2 separate regions of the Homo sapiens genome follow, and region 1 is linked to region 2. A link is a loop called in an ENCODE intact Hi-C map of the cell type or tissue named here. Cell type or tissue: Calu3. All regions are shown on one strand. Each heading gives the region's core, and the rest is flanking DNA. Links, peaks and the distances in the headings are about the cores only.

Region 1 (11,778 bases), core at 3,779-11,778, 120 kb after region 2:
AGCTTAAATGTCCCTCCTCTAGCAGTATGTTTATAGCAGCGTAGGTAAGGAAAGCCCAGCTTGCACAGCTGAGCTCTAAAGTGCATACATCCCTTAAGTTCTCATACACACACTGGCCAGTGAGACCCCCAAACTGCGAACAGAGAATTCTAATTGAAGTAAAAGCATGAAGTTTTTCTTTATTGACCATGTAGCAACTGTGGAATCATTTGAAAATTTCTGAAAACATGAAACAGGTGTTTATAAGGAGTTTTCTGACTTAACAAAATTGGTGAAATACCAACTTTACTAAAAACTACTAATTCATAATTTTTTGATTAATAATTTCTAGTCTGGAAAAGAGGAATTTTTTGAAAATCACTGATATTTTTGATATACTGTTGTTTTCAAATTGAGTTCTCATAGTGTGGTCGGCTCTGTTCTATGGAATTAATATTGAACAAGCTGTTCTGAACCTAAGAAAGGTTTGTAAAAAATAAACATGAAGGAAGACTTCATTCAAGAGGTCACTTAAAAATTATTATTATTATTATTATTATTATTATTATTATTATTTTAAGAATTAGGTCTCTGTTGGCCAGGCTGGAGCACAGTGGCACAATCATAGCTCACTGAAGCCTCGAACTCCTGGGCTCAAACAGTCCTCCTCCCTCAGCCTCTCTAGCAGCTAGAACTGTATATGTACACCACCACGCCCAGCTAATTTTTTTTTTTAACTTTTTTTTACTTTTGAAGAGGTGAGATTATAGGCACTAGCCACTGTGCCCAGCCAAAAGGTCACTTTTTTTTTTTCCTTGTTGGGGAGGAATCAATAACAGGAACACCAGTCATGATTTGGTGTTTTTTCCAGGGCAGACAAATAAAGATGATATTACGATGTTTGTTATCACAGAATATGTTTGCTTTTGATAGGGGTTGGGTGCTGAAGGGTAAGTGGTTAGAATCATTCTTTTTCTAAGGGTACAGCCATTAATACTCCTTGATTCAAATCACTATTTAAGTTATAAATACATGGATTTATTTTCTAACCTCAAAATTATAGCATCTTACCACATATTTGCATGCCTCTCTTGAGTTAACTACTGGTGATGATTCTTAGCTCATCTGTGGCCAAGTATAGATAAGAGAATTAGAAAGTTGTTTCCAGCGTGTGAACTTTTATGATTTTCTTCCTTGGTTACTGTACTCAGTTCTTTTTTGTTTTGTTTCTATACAAGATGAGTAGCTGGTGGCTCAGATGACCCCCGTGCTGCATGTACAGTCCCATCCAGAGAGTGTTGGGGGCTGTGTAAACCTCGAGGCTCAGAGTGGCTGCCATTTTCCTAAAAGAGAAGTATGGCTGCTGTTGGCCTCAATGTTCAGCTTTACAAAAACTCCCGTAATTAATGAAGGTCAAGGCATCTGCAAACATTAATGGGGTCACAAGGGACAAATCAGTTCCTTGAGGGGAAGTTAAAATGCTAGATTGCTTACCGCTCCAGACAAGGCGTTCTCAAGAAGTATGTGCAGTTTCAGCACAAGGATTAACACGGAGCATTACTTGAGCCATGGGGTGCCTTGGGGGACATGGATCAGCAACCATTTCCTTTTGCTCACAGCGCCCAGATTTTGTTCTGGGGACCACTCTTATCTGCACTGCATAGCAGCCACACATTTTGAGTGAAATTAACCCCAACTAGCATTCGAGCGTCCTCCCCTCCCCCAAAAGATGGACTGTACCCCACACTGTAATCAGCAGGGAGGCATTTCCTGGCCACAGTTCAGGTTGGTCCCTTAGAACGCTGCTCAGAACTGTGGTTTGGTGGCTCTGGGAAGCAGTGCTCTCTCTGAGTGTGAATAAGGATCCACATAGCTCCAGTAGGTGTCTGACGACATCTTGTGATCCGGGGGGAAGCCAGCCTAAGGACAAAGCCATTGTGGGGTGAGAGACAGGATTGGCACAATCACTGACAACCGCAGTAGTAGCCCAGAATAAACTGTGCCTGAAACCTACCCTATTTTTGTATTTTTTCCAGTTTTAAGGAAATAAATCCCCTTTATTGTATACTCAGTTTGAATCAATTATTTTTATCTCTTTGGGATTGGTTTTTGGTTAATCTCAGCAATTCAGAAATAGCTGAAGAACTATGCTGTGGGTTTAGACATCATGCCGTGACAAAAAGAAGAGGATCTTAGAAGCGGGGGACATTCACTGAAGCTTTATGAGCCTTTCCTGAATCCCTTCAAATCAGATCAAGTTCTCTCTCTCCTGTGCTTAGAAATGCTGCCTGTTAAGTCACGTTGGCTACAGCACCCATCTCAGATCCCTTGTGATTCAGTTGTAAAGTAGATTCTTCTGGTCTGAATTAGAGGCCAAAACACAAGACAGATCAAAAATGGGGAACATATTGCAAATTTCCCCACAAAAGACTGAAGGATGTGTTTACCATTGATTGCACAGGGACTGCAGTGTCTATGCTTTTAGGCATGGAAAATGCAGGGTTTGACTATCGAGTTTAGATTTTAAAGTTGAGGATTGTTTCTTTAAGAAGAAATATAGAATATTATTCAGTCCTAAAAAGGAAGGACATTCTGACACATGCAACAGCGTGAATGAACCTTGAGGACATTATGCCAGGTGAAATCAGCCAGTCACAAAAGGACAAATACTCTATGTGATTTCATTTAGATGAGGTTCCCTGGAGTAGTCGCATTCAGAGACAGAAAACAGAATGATGGCTGCGGTGGTGGGGGGGTGGGGGGTGGTTTGGGGAAGGGAGTGGAGTGATGGTTTCACTTTTGCAAGATGGAAAAAGTTCTGGAGGTGGCTGGCGGTGATGTTGTACAACAGTGTGAACTTACTTAACATTGCTGCACTCTACTTAAAAATGGTTAAAACGGTACATTTTGTTATGGATATTTTCCCACAATTAAATTTAAAAGGAAGATGAGTAGTACTCGACTCATTATTGGATATTACATCAGGGAACTGGAGGTAGGGTCTCACTTACTAGTTACGTAGCTCAGGAACCTGGAACCAGACTCCTTCTCCAGCTGGGCAGTCCCAGGTTTGAGTCCTGGCTCCACTGGAGGTTGTCTGACTTGGAGGTTAATAATAACCTGCCTTAGTCCCAGAGTCCTTAGAGGGAAAATAGGTTATAATACCTGAGTCCATGTGTATCAAGCCATTGCTGGTTCCAGGCCCCTGGAGCACTCAGAAATGGATGACCCCCAGCTGGGTCAGGCCAAGTCCTCCCTGCTGTAGCAAGCGGGACCATTGCCTCGTTCCCCCCACCTCCACATGGAAGGTGCCTTTTGTGTCCTGCCCCATCTCTGTTTTAACAGTCACAAGACTGTAGGCAGATCTAAACTTGTTTGCACATTATTATCACCTGGGGAGCTTTGACGATTCCAAAGCCAGGCTGCCACCCCCACCTCTAGACCAACTGAATCACCATTTCCAGGGGTGGGACTGGGCATCCGTGTTTTCGAGGCTTCTGGGTGAGTACCTTGTGCAAACAAGTTCAGGGACCGTTGCCCTAGACACTGTTCTTCCCCTCATGTCTCAACCTGGGCCTCCTACCACTGCCACCACCACAGCTATGCCACCTGGGATGTGTCCCAAGCCCCCACTTGTCGGGGAAGCAGCTGGGGAGGGGTCTTTGGCCACCTCTGCAGCTATAAGGATCAGAGCAACACCTGGCTTCTGTGCCTGTGGCCCCTGCTGGTGCTGGGTCCCTGGTCCGCACTGAAGGATCCAGGCAGAGTACAGTGGGTCTCCCAGGTCAGAATCCCCTGGGTTGCTTGTTAAAGCTCACAGGGCTGGGCCCCACCCCAGGGTTTCCGATTCAGCAGGTCTCGGGCTGGTTGGATGATGAGAATTTGCATTTCTGTCAAGTTCCCATGTGATCCTTTTTGGGGTCTGGGACCACACTTTGAGAACCACTGGTCTATTAAACAAATCTTTGCAAATTAGGGAGGTGTGTTGTGGGAGGAAGAGACTGATAGTTGAAAGAATATTTGCCTAAATACAGTGCCTAGTATTTGCCAAGTACGCAGCCTTCTTTCTGGCTTTAATCATACAGACTTTCTCAATCACATGTAATTGCACATCCTTTAAGCAGCTTTTGACTGACTTTGGTTTTCTCTTTTGTGGTGATTTTCCTTAAACTCCCGAAGGGAGGGTGGAAGGGGCAAGAGAAATTTTTATTTATTTATTTTAATTTAATTATTTTTTATTATTTATTTTTTTATTTTTTTTTTGAGATGGAGTCTTACTCTGTCGCCCAGGCTGGAGTGCAGTGGTGTGATCTCAGGTCACTGCAACCTCCGCCTCCCGGGTTCCAGCAATTCTCCTGCCTCGGCCTTCTGAGTAACAGGGTCTATGGGCATGTGCCACCATGCCGGGCTAATTTTTTGTATTGGTAGTGGAGATGGGGTTTTGCCATGTTGGCCAGACTGGTCTTGAACTCCTGACCTCAGATGATCCACGCGCCTTGGCCTCCCAAAGTGCTGGGATTACAGGTGTGAGCCACTGCGCCCAGCCAGATTTTATTTCTTTAAAAAAGAAACTTACTAGTTATCAGGACACTTGTGTTCTTGGTACTTGATTTTGTCAGCATTATTTTTAAGAGCCTCTTCCCTCCTTCCCCCTACCTCCCTGTTGAGCCCAGGCTCTGAAATAACATAGGTGCATGTGAAGTTCCCCTACCTGCCATTACCAGACATTGGTGCTGGGCGGCCCTCACCTCCACCTCCTCTCACCTGAGGCCACAGCGGTGTGCAAGGATGTGGTCTGTCTTGAGTGTGTTTTCAAAGCAGCTGTTTGGTCTGTGCCTTGGATGTTTTTCCACAGATAAGCCCAAAAGAGAACCACATCTTAAAACGCCCGTGACCTTGAATGGTCTTTCCGGAGGGGCGGCTGGATTTGTGCTCTCATCGTCTCAGGTATGTGTCAAGCCACTGTTGTTTCAGAGCTGGACACAGGTGCTTAGGAAAATTCCTCACTGAAGGGTTTTCAGGATTTACAAGTTCTTGCTGTTTTTGTGACCTTGTGTGGTTTCTGGTTTCACAGAAGGCTTTGTTTCTTGGTTCTTGTTGCTGCTTTCAGCCTTGGCCTGTAATCACTGGGCGCCAGGGAGGGCTGCGGTCTGTTTCCCGGGGTGTGCTCAGATACCGTGTCAGTTCACATGTGTTGCTGCAGCGGCAGGGGGCCAGGCAGGAGGGGCGGGTGTCCTGAAGCACGCTCAATTTGCTGATCAGGGCCTTCACTTGGATTTTGCACTTGCCGCAGTGGAGACATTCCTCGTAGCTACTCAGTGTGGTTTGTTTTAAGTGGGCCATCCGTTAATTCATGTGACCTGGAACTTGGTTAATGTACTTGCCAAGGTTAAAGTTGAGACGCTGTTTGTTAAACCTTTCAAAGAGGGAAGAAGGTTGCCTTGAATTCAGTTCCAGGGTTTGGGAGTCTGAGAGGGAGGTGGTGAGGGGCCCGGGGAGGCCCTGAGAAACAAAATGCTGGTTAAGGACACAGTCTGCTCACCGACCTCGGAAGTCTCTAGACGTCTAAAGAAGTCCAAGCAAGGAATGATGACCGAAGAGGAACCTCAAGGGTGCAGGCGGCTCTGGGATCTCAGCACATCTCAGTGATGGAATGAGCTGCCGGGGAATGACCCCTGTGGGGGCTGTCCAAAGTCAGAGCAGACACAAACGTAGCTCTCCAGGCCCCATACCTTGGTGGGCAAGAGGGCAGCAAGTGCATCCTCACAGTTGATGGGGAGAGCAGCATTTCAGCCTGCAGAAAAGAGAACCACACAGATGTAAGATGAGGTCTGCACTCACTTGCCTGGTCATGCAGAGACGGAGCTGGGAGCAGCTGCATGACTTTTCAGAGAAGTGGCACACGTTTACTGTAAGGGTCCCAAATGTAGACCACTGCAGATCGTAAGGTCTAGATGGAGGGACCAATAGTAGGGAAGTAGGGGAGAAGAAAGTAAAACCTTACAGTATAAAGACCCATAGATGCTCTTTTGTTTTTGATGTGTGTACGGGGGTTAGATATTTATTGAGCACCTACTGCATGACAGAGTGTTCAGCAATGACAATGCAGAGCTTAATAAGAACAGGTTCTAGACTAATCTTTTAGGGGGTGAGGATAGAACAGAAATAGGTAATTATGTCCTGAGAACATGAGAGAGTGTTGGTGGACAGAACGGCGATGTATCCCCAAGGGCAACTGAAGCCTTCACAGAAGATGCAAAGCCTGTACGTGGTCCTCGGAGTCATGCCACATGGTGACTGGTTATCTTAGTCGTAGGAAAACTGAGAAGCTTTGAGGCATGTTCTATCTGTCTTTGTGGGCATCATCTTCATTATTTGAACAATTCAGAGTGCTTGATGCCTTTTGCTTCGTTCTCACAATCCTTGACACTAAGCTGTGGGCTTGGGTTATAGTCACTCATTCTGTTATTCATGTCATTTTGCCTATCCTTCCACTTCACAGATGAGAAGACTGAGACCCAGAGAGGGTCATGGTTTTCATTAGCCAAATGGTGCAGAAACCCAGTGGTCACAGTGGCTCTCTAGCTCTTTGTCACCCACAGGGCCCTTGATAAGAGTACGGTCTTTCTCCAGGGGAGCAGGGTTGAGGAGTGGGGGCAGCCCTGGCCTGGGTGGCCATATCCTGATTTCCCCTCCCTTGGCCCATAGCTCTCTATCTTGGGTGAGGTGAGAAAGTAAGGCTGCTCCTTGACTGTGGTCCCTTTTGTGTCTGTCCTGCACTGGGCCACCTTCCCAGGGGCCTTGTGTCAGCCTGGTAGTGGTGCTAGTGGCCTTGAAGTGAGAGTGGGTGGATCACACATGGCAGATCTCTGGCAGTGACCTTTTCTGTGGATTTCCGGTGACTGATGATAGCCTCTTTGGAAGTCAGCATATGCATAGCTCTCTGTCTTTTGAAAACAATGGAAAAACCCACCACCAGCCCCAAAACCAGCTGTCTTTCTTCTTATGAATAGATATCCATGAAAAGCAGAAGAGTAGTTTCTTGTAAGTACTCTGGGAGTGCATAATACATTTTAAATAAGATTAAAAATTATGTTTTATTCTTACTAGCATCACTGTCAGATAATTGAGCGTGAGAGCATTCAGTGCTGTGTGCTTGGTACGAAGTAGTAACATCAATTCAGTGTTCAGTACATCCACTTTGTTCCAGAACAATGTATTCAAGGTCGGTGTATTTTGGCTGTGCCACAGAGTTCTGGAAATTCCCAAGAGAATAAGTTTTCACCTGTTATATAATCCAGCACAAGTGACTGTGTAGCAGCAACCTCATGTTTCATGATGACTTTAAAATGCAATTGATTCTAAAATTTAGCTTTTAAAAATTTCGACTTCAGATTTTCTCTGAAGGTTTAAGGTAGGCTTCTCCTTTATTAATTTTTTCAAGAAATATTTAAGAACACTGCTCTGTGCTATGTACCATTCTAAGCACTTTACAGATACTAATTCATTTAATCCTCAGCCTGGTTAGGTAAGTACTGCTATTCCCACCGTACAGATGAGGAAACAGCCTCAGAGGAGTTAAAACAAGTTGCTCAGGTTACACCGTCAGCGGTTTGGACTACTTCAGTTTCAGATAATCACTGTGAAATTTTACTGTTTTGAGCTACACGTTTCAAAATCTTTTCTGATGCGGAACTATCATTAAATCATATAATCCGCTTCTCTGGAGTCAGAGGTTGACAACACATTAGCACTTGACTCGAGCCTCTCCCTGGAGGAGGACATTCCGTCTGCGGGGAGCCGAGTCCGAGGCTGGAGCAACTCTGGAACCACAGCCCTCCAGTAGAGGGCACACGAGAGCAGGCTATCTGTGGAGATAGCCTGTTGGCACAGGGGTGAAGATGACAGAGGCGAACCCAAGCAAAGAGAGTTAATTAGCAGAGTTTGCCCTCCAGGCTCGGAGGGCAAGTCAGCCTGGGGACCTGGAGTTAGTTCCCTTTTCAGCTGTGACCATTGAAGACATTCATCAAGTTCTCTGGCTCCGGGATGTCAGCTGTGGTAGTGACTTGCATGGGAGGTTATCCGACATACCTCACACACTTTAACTCCACCTCTTCAGAGTTTGTGGCCAAGAATGGAGCCAGGTGGCTATTTTTTTTTTTTAAATTTATGTAATAACAAACATTCGCATTTATTGAAAACTTAAAGTATAATAAAAAAATAAATAAAATAAAAAAAGAAAAAAGAAAACTTATTCCTGTGTCAGGCACTTTTCTAAGTGCTTTGCAGTGTATTGTCTCATTTAATAGTTGTTTAAATTAACAGAGTAGGCCGGGTGTGGTGGCTCACATCTGTAATCCCAGTACTTTGGGAGGCTGAGGCGGGTGGATCACCTGAGGTTGAGAGTTCAAGACCAGCCTGACAAACATGGAGAAACCTCATCTCTACTAAAAATACAAAATTAGCCACAGTGGTGGCGCATGCCTGTAATCCCAGCTACTCAGGAGGCTGAGGCAGGAGAATCGCTTGAACCCGGGAGGTGGAGGTTGTGGAGAGCCAAGATTGCATCATTGCACTCCAGCTTGGGCAAAAAGAATGAAACTCTGTCTCAAAAAAAAAAAAAAAAAAAAAAAAAAGAGAGAGAGAGTAAATAAAATTGTAAGGTGAATATGTTATCTACTTGATGGAATTTTTTAAACTACCTTGAAAAGTTTTATAGTTTCCTATTTACAGATGAAATTAACATACTAATTATAAATCATGCCTCACTATTCACTTTAGGCAGTCTATCTCCTTAAGGATCTCCTTACGGTTTAGATAGATAAGTGAATTGCTTAATGTTTTTGGAAGTAATAAAACTGCATTTCTTTTTAATTAAACAATCCAGATAACAAGAAGTAATTCTAATAGGAAACTTGTAGGATGTATTTACAGAAAATCTACACAATCTTACTGAACAATGTAGAAAAGAAGATTTACCAGCCTGGGCAACATGGCAAGCTTTGTCTCTTAAAAAACAAAACAAAACAAAATTTAGCCGGGAGTCGTGGCATACAATTGTCATGTCCACTTCTCAGGAGGCTGAGGTGGGAGGACTACTTGAGCCCAGGAGGTCAAGACTACAGTGAGCCACATTTGTGCCGCTGTACTCCAGCCTGGATGACAGAGCGAGACCCTGTTTCAAAATAAAGAAAAAGAGATTTAAATGAAGCGAAATGCCATTTTCTCTAGGTGAGAAACTGGAATATTATCAATGTCACTTCTTCCCAAATTGATTTATAATTTAAAAACAATTTTAGTACTTCTGCAGCTTGTTTGGAGCTTGATAAAATGATTGTAGAGTTTGTCTTGAAGCTTTAATAGTGAGGCAGGTTTAAAATTGGGGGCAAAAAAGAAATGGGTTTTAGGGTGTAGAAGGGACTTGCCTGATCACTTTTGCTAGAAATAAATGTCCCTCCAAATTAAATTACTAATGTCGCACATCAGATCGTATTTAAATCCATTAGAAGATTTTACTGTTCCATTAGAGCTACCCATAGCTGGTGAAGACTCTGCTTATAGTGGAACCTAGTTTCTCAGTTTTCCATTTATATTTATTTACCTGAGCTTTTTGTAAAGTAGTAAGTACTTGACTGAATTTCTGCTATTTATCAAATGCTTTTTGAATAGAAATAATGAGTTAATAACATTTAGCCTTTTTTGGTAAATAGTATAAACAAGATAGGGCAAATATGTAAACTACTTAGAACTTTATCTACCTTGCATATTTTGTACCTCTTATTTGCATATGCATGTCACATGCTCCTTATGTACCATGTGCTATTACTGTGCCGGGGTACTGGGGCTATATTGAGTCTATTTCCTGTCTTTGTAGACTTGATGGATAATTTGGACAGCATTGTGATATTCCAGGTTTAAGAGTCTTAAGGTTCAAGACTACATTAAATGTTAATGTAGTCCAACATTTCTTGAACTCTGAAATCCTCTGAGCATCTTTTCATGCACTGGCCTAAAATGTTTTCATAGCCCAGCAAAAGGCTGATTACTTATTTCCCTCCTATTGATTTTTTTTGAGATGGGGTCTTGCTGTGTTGCCCTGTCTGCTTGTGAACTCCTGACTCCGGTGATCCTCCTGCCTTGGTCTCCTGTTTATGTTTTAAATAGCATTTCTCAAACCTATTTGAGCAAATAACTTTCCTGTTAATATGTAGTATTCCTTGAAAGAATTGAATTTGTGAGTCCCTAATCTAGACACTTTTAAAGAAGAAACAAAACTCAGTAACACATTTGGATAAAAACCTGAATATGTCCATTTTGGGATGAAAGGAAGCAGCTTTGTTTACCATGTTGAATTAAGTGGAAAACATCTTATTTTAATCATGATTGATAGAAATCTAAATTTGTAAATTCTGATTTTTATGTTTTTTTTACAATGAAAATACATTTTAAATGTCACCATCCCCTTCCCCATGAAGTCTTCATTACAACTAATTTTGAAAATACTCTCTCATTTATTTATATTATATATGCATATGTTCTACTGTATAATTTTAAATACTTAAATGGGGTTATCTTTTTGCATTGTTCTGTATCTTTTTTCAGCTTAATAATTTACCTTGCTTATAATTATTGTCAGTGCTTGCGGACCTGCTCTTTATGCATTTTTAACCATTGCATAAAGCTGGAATGATGGACATGATTTCTTTAATCACTCCAAATTAGTCATTTAGTTGTTTCCAGTTTTTTAGTATTACAAATAACTCTGCAATAAACGTGTCTTGGGTATGCATTCTTTTAGTTTAAAATAGTCTTGTTCCTTCAGAAAGTTGCTCAATAATAGACTTAGAAATTCTTTTGTGCTAATTACTGTAATTGCTCATTTTAAGATCTCCTTTTATTGTTTTCATAGTATATAATCCTAAACTGTTACAACTGAAATAGTCCTTGAGCTAAGAAAGCAATGTGGCTTAAAGATAGGATTTCTAAATAGAGACTTAAAAATTAACCTTTTTGGAGCTGTGACTTCCTGATGAAGTGGCAGCACACAGGCTGAATATGTTCTACATCTGGATGGCCCAACATCATGATGCTGTGATTTGCGAGAAGCTCTCTGCCTGCCTAGGCTGCTGGAGGATGGCAAGTTAATTTATTTGTTGTTGGGAGACCTCCCCCTGCCCCCATTAAAAAAATTATTTTGAAATACTTGTAGATTCACATGCAGTTTCAAGAAATAATAAAGAGTAATTCCATGCACCATTTTCCTCCAATAGTAACATTTTGTGAAACTAGTACAGTATCACAGCTAGGATATTGACGTTAATATAGTAAGGATATATGTCATCACCACAAAGGTACACCTACTTCCCTTCTATCTCTCCTCTCTCCTTCATGCCTGGTTACAAACTAACCTGTTCTCTCTATATAAAATTTTATCATTTAATAATGTTCTGTAAATAGACTCATAGTATGTAACCTTTTGGAACTGAAGTTTTTCCATCAGCATAATTCCTTATAGATTCATTCAGGTTGCTGTGTTTATCAATAGTTTGTTTCTTTTTATTGCTGAATGGTATTCTGTGGTGTAAATGTACTACATTCCATGAGCATGGCATGTCCCTCCATTTATTTAGTTTTTCTTTGATTTACTTCATTAGCATTTTGTAGTTTTTGTAGTCCTGTGTATGTTTTGGTAGAGTTACACCCTAAGTATTTAATTTCTTTGCTCATTGCCAGTATATAGAGATACAACTTATTGAACTCACTTTTTAGTTTATGCTAGTTTATTACTAATTATCAATA
Region 2 (12,212 bases), core at 1,986-9,985:
TGCATGAAACCACCTTTCTTGAAATTCAGATTTTTTTTCAGACTCAGTATAGGGTGCAGTTTTCAAGTAGACAGTAGTTAGCATTTTAAAGGTTCTTTTAAAAATATTTCTGTAGACTTAGGACTCTAGTGTTGTTCATCAGAAGCCTTTACCCTATACCTTTTTTGCCTCATTGGTGCTTTCCGTTATATTGGGATGTCACTGTAGACTGTGACATACAGGTGATGTTAACCCATCTTGACTGGCGGCACTGTCTTCTTTATAACATTGGATATGGCAATTGTGATTTACAAACTGCAGTGTTGTAGTTGCCTTTTTCCAAAAATTAGGAGTCACAGGTGTGTACATGAACGTTGCATAGCATGTTTTGAGTTGTAAGAAAGATGGAACTTATTTCAGAAGTTTTCTGGATTACATATTGCTTAGTTAGCTTTCTAGAAATCAGGAAGCATTCATAATTTCAGGGCATTTTATAATTTGTAAATAACTTGGTGTTTTTAAAAGCGTGAGGGAGTAAGAGTGAGGAGACAAATCCTGAAAGTTTTTGTTTTTTAATTGTAAAGCATACAAGATACATTTCTTTATAGGTTGTGATTTTCCCCAATTTGTTTTCAAAACTCATTTAAAAATCAGACCTAGTTCATGGAAGAGGTATTTGCGCCTGTGGGCGAACTTGATTTGAACTGCTTTTCTTAGCCAGCTTAGGACAGGTGCTGAGTCCAGGGGATGAGCTCTTCTCAATTGTACTAAATATATAATAGTTGCACACATGTTACGGATATAGTTTCTTGATTTCCAGTCTGAGATGTTCTGAAGGAAAATTCTGAACACTTTAGAGACAACAAAGTGCCTAATGAGTGATGCACTCTGATCCCTCCTGGAAAATGGTGTTTGGCATCAGCTTAGCAAGAGGAGGTTTTCCAGTTATTTGTAAAGATGTGATGTGGCTTTAAGTGGGGATGGGGGAGGGTAGCAGCCCCAGTGTTTGTGGACATTGAGACCTGTTGACATTTGGGAAGCATAACTGAGTTCCACTATTTGAAAAGATTAAAACTTTGATATATGTACACATCCCCTCATGCCTGCACCCCCATCCCCGAGGGTCTGGAAAAGAATTGATTTGTTCTGAGGAAGGAACATATATTTGGAATATAAAATGGTTAGTAAACAAAGGATCTTTAAAACAAGTTAGATTGTTATCTCAAGAGAAGCATACTTCCTCGGCATGATGTTTTCTTTTGTTAAATTGCTTTGGTTTTATTTGACTCAAAGTATTAACAATACCTTTGATTTTGAGACTTTTGGACTTTTGAAGACTAAGTTTTTAAATGGTCAATTTTACTCGTTTGAAAGTCCCAGATACCATTTTTGAAGATTTCTCTCCCTTTTTTTCCACTGATGCCGGCTTTACTTATGTTTTATTTTCAAATCTTAAGGAAAAACTGATATTTCCTTACTTGAACTGAGAAATAGTCGTTTTCCCTCCCTCTTTTCTTCCACAGTAAATACATGTTGAGTACTTACTGGATGCAGTTCTTTAGGTTTAGAAATTATTTGATACTGTAAAATGTCTTACCATAAGTTTTTAAAGATACCCGTCAAACTATAGATGTTACTGCCATGTTTATTAAAAAAAAAAATAAAACGAAACAAACTAGTAAGCAAGCTTAAAATTTTTCTTTTTCCTGCCCTGGACTACAGATTTTTTTTTCTTTTTTTTTTTTGAGACAGGGTCTCTGGTCACCTAGGCTGGAATGCAGTGGTGTGATCACGGCTTGATTCTGCCTTGACCTCCCAGGCTCCAGTGATCCTCCCAAGTAGGTGGGACTACAGGCACACACCACCATGCCTGGCTAATTTTTTGTATTTTTAGTACAGACGAGGTTTTGCTATGTTGCTCAGGTTGGACTCAAGCGATCCACTCACCTCGGCCTCCCGGAGGGCTGGGATCACAGGTGCGAGCCACCGCCCCCAGCCTACAAGAATTTGTAAACTCATAGATTGCTCTTCTGTTTTCACTGGACCACAACAGAAAGTAGTTTCTTTTATGGTGAGGGATGAACACCTACGATTGCAATATAAGTTGTTGGGCCTTGTGTCCATGGAGCTCACTTGGTGGTTGGTGGTCTTGAAGCATTCACATTCTTTGGAGTAGTGGGGCGGCTGGCTAGTCACATGGGGAAGATGTGCACACCTGTGGATGGGGCCATCACACACTGCAGCGATAGCTGGGCCTACCTTACTGCTCACCTGGCTGGGCACAGCGGCTCCTGCCTGTAACCCCAGCACTTTGGGAGGCCAAGGTGGGCAGATCACTTGAGGTCAGAAGTTCAAGACCAGCCTGGCCAACATGGTGCACCCCCTTTCTACTAAAAATACCAGAATTAACCGGGCGTGGTGGCCCGTGCCTATAATCCCAGCTACGTGAGAGGCTGAGGCAGGAGAATTGCTGAAACCCAGGAGGCAGAGGTTGCAGTGAGCCAAGATGATGCCACTGCACTCCAGCCTGGGTGACAGAGCGAGACTCCATCACACACACAAAATACATATATAAAAATAAATTGCTCACCTGGTAATAGTCTGGAAAACATTTTTTTTTTGTTTTTTTGCATATTTTAAAGACTTTAGAAAGTAGTCTTGCTAATCCAGAAAGTTCTTGCGGGGAGGAGTTTGAAACTTTGTTTTATCTCACTCCTCAGTCTTAGCCCCCTTAATACCATAGGTCTCTACTTCAGTAAGAGTTACATAATACGAATGCCGTTTGTTCAGAATTGTGTATCTCCATCCATCCGTCCATCGTCCAAATTCTGCGAGTTTGAAATACATTGTTGTTGCTGTTTTGTATACTTTTGTTCAACCATTTTCTTTTTAACATGGCACTAGCTTTCTCAAACTGGCTTTGGAATTATTTGTCAGTTTAAAAATAAATACCACTTTAAAAATTACTCTTGACATGGGAGAACAAATATATTTTGATAGTTGTTAGAGCATAAATATTTTATAGAGCATAACTTGAAATTTTTCCTGATACATTGTGATTGCTTTCAGCTTGTCCTCTGCTGTAAAAAATATAGTCGTGGTTAGTCTCTGTAAAGTTGGTTATTGGGAATATGTGCTTGATTACGTAAATGAGACATCACCAATTTAAGTCAGCCAAAGTTTAGTCAATAGAACTTTAAAGAACAGAAGTCTAATGGTAATTAGGGAGAGATGAATTTATTTGTAGGAGTTTTCCCCAAATTCAAAGCGTCTTAGTGACCTTTGATAACTTCCTGGAAAAAGTAGGAAGCATGGAGAGAAATTCCAGGTAGGAGCCCATGATCCAATTGACTGCATCAGCTTACAAAGTGTTTTCTAAGTCATTAGCTATTAATTCTGTCTAGATTGTAAAATCCCTCTCAGTTGTGTCCACATTTATCTGTGTTGTCCTGTATTTATTCTCTTTACCTAATTTCCCTGAGTCTCATTTTAGTGGGATAATACACAAGCTTACAGACTCAGGACTTTAAAGAGAAGCACAGATTGCCACGAAAACAAATGAACACAGAGACCAGTAGCAGCAGAGGGAGATCTGCTGTGAGGCTTCCCTTAGTTCTGTTGTCTGATTTCTGTGGATAATGAGTTCACTGCATATGTTAGGTCACAACATGATATCGTGTAGTCGTAGGTACAGAACTTTTGTTATGGTAGCCTTTCTTCGTCAGGTGATACAATTGGGATTTTCTTTCTCACATGCACCTCAGTAAAATTTTCAGCAACAGAGATTGGCTCAGGATGGAATTTGTTCAGTTTCAGTTCTGCAGCCTGTCCTTTTCTGGGGAGACTCATTAATTGAATGTTGCCTTTCGATCTCACTGAGTCACTTGAAATCGCTCAGATTGACCCCTATTCCGGGATCCAGCCTGGTCCAGTGCAGACCTGCATTGACTCTGACTACATGCTGAGTTGGCCTCTGAACCAGTTCCTGTACCATTCCCTTAGTCTGATGGACTTGCCAGCTCCAAATACTCAGAACGTGCCTCTTGTGGTCCTAGGATCAAGTCCAGGGTCCTTAGAATCAAGTAATGAAACAGGTCCTTAGTAATCCTGTGCTGTAGGGATCCACTGTTAGTTCCTGGTACTCCCCAGCATCTGTGCATTAGCTTGATGGAAAGGAAGCTGTGTTATGCCTGTCTTCAAGTTTTTGCTTCTGCTGTTTCCATAGCTGAGAATGTTTTTCCTCTTCACTACTCTGCTACTTCTCCTTCCATCCTCAATACTGAATAGCAGAAAGTGCCGCTTAAGAACACAGGAAGGTCACCATAGCTTTAGTTTCTCCTTAGCTGCCAATTAGTTCTTTGGTCCTAAAGTTATTAACTTTTCTGAGTCTTGATAGAAATGCGGAGACTTAAAAATATTTGGGGGAGACATTTCTCCTTTTCTCACTAAACAACAGAATGAAAACCTTTTCTAACAGGTTTAGAAAACCAAAGTCAGAAAAATTGTGAGGAAATAGAATAGGTTTTTTAAATTGAAATAATTTCCAAGTTCCAGGTGGATCTGTAAAATAGGGACAAGATCATAACTTTCAAAAGGCAGCACGCTAAGTCAGGTGATTCCTTTCCCCCATATGCCTTTTCTGTGGTTTGAATAGGTCAGAGATGCCATCTTTACATTTCCAAGTCAAATTCCTCTTCCTTCTTGAAGGTTTTTGGGATTTCCCTAACTTGTATAGATCTACTTTCCCATTACTCCTTTTGAGTTCATAACCCACGGTTTTGCTGGTTGACAGTGATTTGTCTTGTTCCTTGCTTGTAATTTTATTAGGACCATGGAGCCAAAGTGGCTGGTTTGAATCTCAGCTCTTCAGTAGCTAAGCTCTCAGGCAAATAATTTAATCTTCTTGTGCCTCAGTTTCCTCATCTGTGAAATTATAATTTTAATAGAATCTACTTTAAACATTCATAGAAATCAAATTCGTACACATGTCAAGTGCCTAGAATAGAACCTGGCACCTGGTATTAAGCCCTTGGACTTCAACTGCTACTGTTCTTAGGGTTGTGACATCCTCGAACAGAGATGTTCTTTGGATAGAAATATAAGGCTTACTTGATGTTTGATTGTCCTTGCCATTTAAATATGTTATAGAACCTGGCACATAGGTGCTCAATAAATGTATAATAAAACTTTATTTTGCTAAGGTGTTTATTAACAAGATGGCATGTTGCTTATTAAACAGTTGTGATTTTTTTTTTCAGTAAACGATGGTCATCCCCCTGCAGTTTGCCTTCCATTTCAGAGATCTGTTTATTACACTTTCTCCCTTAATATTGTCATTTGTCAATTTCTGCTCACACCTGAGAGGTGTCCAGTGTGCACTTTGCCCATCTCGCCTATGCATAGGCTCCATCTAGTGGCCAGAAGGGAAATTCAGCATATTAGGTGACTGAATTAATAGTGCCCCAAGGAGGAAGATAGCGATCCCAACCCACTCTCTGGCTTGCTTCCTGGGGACTGATTGCAAGAAAATGTGGATACTACAGACTTCTGTAGAAATCACTGGGCTACAGTTTTGGATTAAGGTTACTCTACTGTGTCAGTGCGAGCTGTCCTGAGAGAATTAGGGTCTTCCTAAGTGATGCAGACAGGCGCACTGCAACTCCATGGCAGAGCTGTTAACACCTAGTGTGTCTTTTACAGTTAGAGTTTTAAGATAATTTTACAGGACTTTAATAAATTTAAAGCTCCAAAATATTTGAGATTAGAGATTAAAAAAACACTACTGATTTCATTTGGAAAAATACAGCAAGATTTACCTTCCATTGCTCTATTTAAACAGGTAGTAACACTTTCATTCTCTTCTCTCTCCCCTTTGGCTATTCTATGTGGTTAAGATGCTCGCCAGCCAGAAATACTCACAGAGAATAAGAATAAATACATCCAGTGTTGTGTTAGGTCCCACACCGTCTATATTTCGCTAGCTAATTTTATGTATTTTGTTTCATGTTTTATTGATATTTTCAGAATCTTTCTTGCTGAGATTACACAAAATATATAGCTGGTTATTCAGTTTTACGTGTCAAAAGCCTTAAACCTGTTTCCCCATGATTGCCTTTTATTATTTTTAATTCGGAAATCTTTGTTTGGCTGTCTGAGAGAGAACTTCAGCCTCCCTTCCTCCCAGACATTTTGAACAGTTCAGGCTGTACTCATTCGTGTCTCTTTGTCTTGGCAGGTGGAAGCCCCTCTGCTTGGAATAGCAAACAATACTACCAGCTTGCCCTCTGGCAAGCTCCTTTAAGAGTTAGCTGTAATTTCACCCTCTCTCTGGCCTTGATTCTGCATGCAGAATGATTGCACTGACTTGAGCTCCTGTGGTCTCTTGCTATACCTCCTATTTGGGCATCTCCCCCATATTGCTTTCCCCCACCATTGGGGAGGGGAATGGTACCTTGGTTATCTTTGAATTCCCAGGAGGTGGCCCAGTGCCTGGTGCATAGGAGGAGCTGAAGAAACGGAAGACTTCTTAAAGGGATACTCGCCATTCACTTTGAAGCACTTCTTTGTACAACAAATTTATTTTCATCTGATCATTGCACCTCTGCTAGCCAAAACATTTTATCACACCAGTTACTGCTGCATGGAACTTGAAAGCAATAAAATTATCTTTAAAATCATTGTTTGATTAGGCTTTTTGCACATTGAGGTGAATAAAAAAAATTAGAACTCCTGGAAGGGTAATTTGTGAGTCTGGCCTTGTGTCAAGATCACCTCATCCCTGTGGATGGAGACTTTGTTCCATAAGTTCCCTATAGATAAGATGTAATGAATAATTCATTGGCACCGATTTATGTCTGTAGTGTGCTTTTAAACCCTCTTGGAGCTGGGTTCCTGAGGAGGAAGCATCTGCAGGCTGGACTCGGCTGCCTGGTGGTCTCCGGAGTGGCCTGGTGCAGAGGGCCAGGGTGGCATCTCAGAAAGTTGGGTGGGTAGGGTACTTGCACACCTGCTGACCTTGAGTTACAGGGTGGACCTAGGTCATTTCACAGGCCCTTCCAGCCTTCAGATCTCAAGATACTAGGCAGAGAGAGAGATGGAGATTTGAGGGAGATGTGGTTGGAACAAGCAGAATCACCACGTATGGAAGTTGGCTTCTATTTTTTGCATTGTTTTCTTGGTGAGGCCAGTAAGCTTTTGCCTCACTCCTGGGAGGGACAGTAGCAAGGTCTTACAGGTCTCTCTATCATTGAAGCACCCTCTCCAACCCTGCCGGTTTTGGTTGCTGGTGAAGGCCTTTGACAGTGTCCTGGTAGGGCGACGGTGAGGCCAGCTCCCGACCTCTGGACAGAAGAAAGCTTACTTGTCTAGGTTGGTGTCAAGGGGACTCCTGAACTTAATGAACACCTTAGAAATTATCCTTAAAGTCTCCTCTTCCGAGGAGTGGGGTGGGATATTTCTTGCAGAAAATGTAAACATAATCATTTGAAGCTGGAATGTTAATATTCAAGAGTAGCTTGTAAAAAAGCATCTTGTGAAATTCTCATGTGAATGCTGAACCGGCTGGATGTGAACTTAGCTGGACAGCCTGGCCTGTCTTTGCTCTGCTCTTCTCCGTGCGGTTTGCATATGTGCAGGGCTTCCTTTGAAGCCTTGTCCCCTCAAACAATTCACTGTCTCCCTCTCTCCCACGCATGGAGGCATGTTGGAAAGGGAGCTCCAGGCCTCAGTGTCTCTGCCTGTGATTGGAATAACACTGCTCTAGCAGGGATGCCAATGAGAATTAGCAATAGATAATGTATCCAAGCTGCCCAGCAAACCTGGCAAATAGAAAGCATCCAATAAATGGATGCTTTTCTCTTTTTTTCTCCTCCTCATGGTGGGTGGCCCTGGTGGGCTCTCTCTGGGGCCTCCAGTCCTCCTTCCCCACAACACTGGGGAATTGCTGCCAGTTGAATAGGGCCCTTTTTTTTTTTTTTTTTTTTTTTTTTGAGACAGTCTTGCTCTGTTGCCCAGGCTGGAGTGCAGTGGTGCAATCTCCGCTCACTGCAACCTCTGCCTTACTGCAACCTCTTCCTCCCAGGTTCAAACAATTCTTGTGGATCAGCTTCCCAAGAAGCTGGGATTACAGGCGTGTGCCACCACGCCTGGCTAATTTTTTTTTTTTCTAGTAGAGACGGGGTTTAGGCATGTTGGTCAGGCTGGTCTCAAACTCCTGGCCTCAAGCAATCCACCGACCTCGGCCTCCCATAGTGCTGGGATTACAGATGTGAGCCACTGTGGCTGGCCAAGGAGGGTCTTTTTTTGCACATCTACAGTGAAAGGTTTGAACCCGGACGTCTGAGTCTCAGGTCAGTTGTTGAAACCACTAAGTAACCACCTTGCTTCTCTGTGCCTGAAGAGAATGGGTTTTTAGGTTAACCAGGCTGACTGGTTCAAGGTCATGTCCCTATCTGTGGAAGGGGAGTGGGAGTGGAAGGTGAGTGGTGACAGAGTATGGAACCCTGTTTCTGATATCTAGATTATTTGAGGGCCTCCAGTGGTCTCTGCTCCATGGAAAGCATATGAAAGAATATGATTTTTTTTTTTTACTCGAGCTTGTTGTCTAGTTGGGAAAACTCAACTACTGGTGGAGAGTAACAGATGCTATGAGTTTAGTGCTAAGTTATGGGATGCTGACCGGAGAGAAGTATGTGGGCTGCAGGCAGTGGGGTCACGGAACTGCAGAATGGCTTGAGAAGCTTTAAGGAGGATGTCTGACTTTAGTGTGCCCTAAATATTTGACTCTCAAGATCCAAGGAGGCAGCTCCCCAGGAGAGGAAGGGACCATGTGTGGTGTGGGTGGCAGTGTGCACTGATGGAGTGGAGAGGGTGTCAGAATCCGGTGTTTGTGTGGTGGGAAGGAATTGACTGCTGGCTAGAGAATGAGGAGCGCTGAAACCTTTGCACCATTGCAGTGGACCCGCTGAGAAGGGTGTTCTGGGGAGGCTGCTCTGGTCTCTCGATGGAGTCAGGATTGGGGGACAGATAGACACCCCGGTGTGAGCCAGTGATGGTATAGATGAGGGAGGCAGTGAGGACAGGCTCAGGGAGGGAAGTCTTGTCTCTAGACCTGAGACCAGGAAGCAGGAATGGACTGGACAGGTTGGCCCAGCTGAGGGAGGTGACTGGTGAGATGGGTCCTCGGTGTGAGGGGCTGGGTTGCCAGAGGAGCTGTGGGCTGGGGTGGTTTGTCGAGAGAGCAGTCCCAGTTGATGGAGAGGCAGGACCCGCAAAACAGGTTGGCTGCAGGACTGGGGGCGGTAGCACAGGGCAGCTCCCGAGGAGACACCTGGCACTTTTAAGGCATGGAATGGAGAGAGCTAGGGGAGAGCACACCTGCAGTGAGGCAATTCACATAGCAAAGTTCTCCGGAAACTGCAGTGTTCAACTTTTTTAAAGAATAGCTGGATGTTAGAAAAGTGGAGGAACTGTCACCTTTATTAGGGGCATCATGGATACCTGGTAGCATCAAGGGCTAGGGTTAAAACCCGTGGAGTAATACGCCCTCCTATTGTGTTCCTCTCCTCTAAAAATGAAGGTGAAACTGTTTCAGGTGAGCGCTGTTGTTGTTCGTTTGCTGGGGCACTGCTTTCTGATTTTTAGAGGAGTCCAGGCTGGAGACTGACCCCTGCCTTTTTCTGAGTTGGGCCGGCTGGGCCCGAGGCTGGTTCTGGGCTGGGCCAGGCTGATGCAGTGGCCTTGGGCTTCCCGAGGCTGGGAGAGGGCGGTGGCCCCCGCTACCCTGAAGAGCTGGCCAACGCGGCAGGGCTCTTTCCAGTCCTTACCATGCAAGTGAAGAGGAACAGTTTGTTTAAAGAGGGGTGCCAGCTTCACATCCAGGCCTGGACTTTGCTACTGGTGCTTTTGAACTTGTGTTGATTTATGTTTGTAAATTGACTGGACACATTGTGGTTCTTGATGAGAAGCAATTGCCCATCCTTAGCCCACGATTAGTGCCACTCTCTGGGTGCTGCCTGTTCTGCCACTGTAACTGTTTTCACTTGACAAATAACATTAAAAAACACAGTTCTGCAAGAGACTTCCTGGGAGGGTGGTATCATTTGGCCTGTGGGCTTTTGTAACACTTTCCTGCTATTAGGAGAGTGAATTCTGAATTTTCAATCACGTTCACCTGTTGGAGCAAGTAGAGTTTCAGACGGTCTCCGCTTTTCTCGACTAGAAAGCAGGCCTTCTCCCTTTTCCCCCCAGTCTTGTTTCATGACACCATTCCCCTCTGAGATGAGGGTTGGAGAATTAGAAGTCTACTGATGCATTGTACCGGGGCACGTTATTGACCCTCTCTGCTCTCCTTTCCTCATCTGTAAAATGGAAGATAATGCCACCCATCAGGCCGAGTGCGGTGGCTCATGCCTGTAATCCCAGCACTTTGGGAGGCCGAGGTGAGCGGATCACCTGAAATCAGGAGTTCGAGACCAGCCTGGCTAACATGGTGAAACCCTGTCTCTACTAAAAATATAAAAATTAGCCAGGCACAGTGGCATGCACCTGTAATCCCAGCTACTCAGGAGGCTGAGGCAGGAGAATCACTTGAACCTGGGAGGTGGAGGTTGGAGGTTGGAGGTTGGAGGTTGGAGGTTGCAGTGAGCCAAGATCGCGCCACTGCACTCCAGCCTGGGCGAGAGTGAGACTCCATGTCAAAAAAAAAAAAAAAAAAGTGTCACCCATCTTGGAGGATCGTTACCAATACTTCATGAGTGAATACATACACATTTCTTAGAACCTAGGGTTTATAAACACTAGGAGTTAGCTGATACTATTGTTGCTAAGGATAGAGGAAATACGCATTAGAAGTTATTTACTTCCTTTAAAAAAAAAAATACCCTTTGGGTGTGTATTGATTCTGATGTTTTGCTCCTAGCTACATTTGCCGTTTTTTTTTGACTGCAGAATTAGGAACCAGCTTCATTTTTTTTTTTTTTTTTGGATGGAATCTCGCTCTGTCGTCCAGGCTGGAGTGTGGTGGCGCAATCTTGGCTCACTGCAAGCTCCACCTCCCGGGTTCACGCCATTCTCCTGCCTCAGCCTCCCCAGCAGCTGGGACTACAGGCGTCCGCTGCCACACTAATTTTTGTATTTTTAGTAGAGATGGGGTTTCACCGTGTTAGCCAGGATGGTCTTGATCTCCTGACCTTGTGATCCGCCCACCTCGGCCTCCCAAAGTGCTGGGATTAAAGGCGTGAGCCACCGCGCCCGGCAGGAACCCAGCTTCATTTCTTGTAAAGAGAGTTTGACAAGCGCTCCACTGGGGATAGCAGCACAGCTTCCTCCTTTTCTGTCCCTGTCTCCCTCCTGACTCTGCATCTGCCTCCGTTTGAAGCATCCTCCTCCAGTAAGTGGGTCATTTGGATTCCAAGGCCCTTTTGAGGCCATGGTGATGGATCATTTGCGTTATCAATGTGAACTGTGGATGTCCCTTCGCCCTTCAGTCTCTTCCTTCTTCAAGGAGGGGGAGGTAATTGGGGGTCATGTGGCCTGGGGAAGAGCCTGGTCACGAGCATGAGGGATGTGAGTGGGACTATGTTTCCAGCCAAAATTTAGGGCACAGGATCTGAAAAACACTTAGATTAAGTATCTGCAACACAAATTAGGGTATTTTAAATTGAATGTGGAGAACCCTGAGAACCTGTGCCCTTTGTGCGTGGATGGCTGCTTGCAAGGATGAGCATCCCCAGCTGGAGCGGCCCATGGCTGCCAGAACAGGAGAAGGCTTCAGTCAGGTGGGAAGCCAGCTGCAGTGTGTTGCCTGATGCAGGATGGTGCGAGAAGGAGCTGCTCTCTTGCTCTGCTCCCTGGATCGCACAAGGTCTTCCTGAGACCAGAATTCAAGGTTAGTCCTGTTTAGGCAACTTGGTAGATGGACTTGAATGGTCTTGCTAAGCGAATATTGCCTATGGTGGTATTTGCAAGGAAAACAAAAGTGTTTTGAGCCCAGACTAACCAATTTAACAATGCTAGTAGGTAAGGATACTACTGTTTGCTTTCTGTGATGAGAGGTCTCTTAGGAGGAGGGGTTAATTCTTTTGATTTAAAACTTACTACTTGAGGCAAATAGGCACATGAAAAGATGTTGAAAGTCACTAGTCATTGGTGAAATGTAAGTCAGACCCACAATTGGTACTTCATACTCATTAGTATGGCTATTACCAAAAACACCAGATGATAGCAAGCATAGG

The links. A loop is a pair of places that touch in the nucleus more often than their neighbours do. Peaks named below come from ENCODE experiments on the same cell type or tissue, not always from the same donor. Only the 100,000 strongest peaks of a DNase experiment are listed, where the experiment ranks them.
Region 1: it touches region 2 in a loop (4-fold over the local background); 69 of 110 quality-filtered maps call a loop at or near these places.

The regions. Positions count from the first base shown.
Region 1 is chr15:98,771,961-98,783,738 of GRCh38, forward strand. The region is part of intron 2 of IGF1R (insulin like growth factor 1 receptor); the gene reads left to right. LOC124903560 (a long non-coding RNA gene) reads right to left here. Exons shown (of 2, transcript XR_007064772.1): 1 at 2,991-11,778; 2 at 1-1,899. Among named protein-coding and RNA genes, the nearest start is that of MIR4714, 6.6 kb to the right of the region's middle. RefSeq lists enhancers at 1,072-1,654, 1,655-2,236, 4,336-5,243, 5,244-6,150. In Calu3, for the core only: a CTCF peak has its summit at 7,816 (motif pointing right); a DNase peak (open chromatin) is centred at 7,831.
Region 2 is chr15:98,654,016-98,666,227 of GRCh38, forward strand. The region is part of intron 1 of IGF1R (insulin like growth factor 1 receptor); the gene reads left to right. Among named protein-coding and RNA genes, the nearest start is that of IRAIN, 9.3 kb to the left of the region's middle. RefSeq lists silencers at 5,145-5,439, 9,145-9,439 and an enhancer at 7,258-8,068. In Calu3, for the core only: a CTCF peak has its summit at 5,403 (motif pointing left); a DNase peak (open chromatin) is centred at 5,396.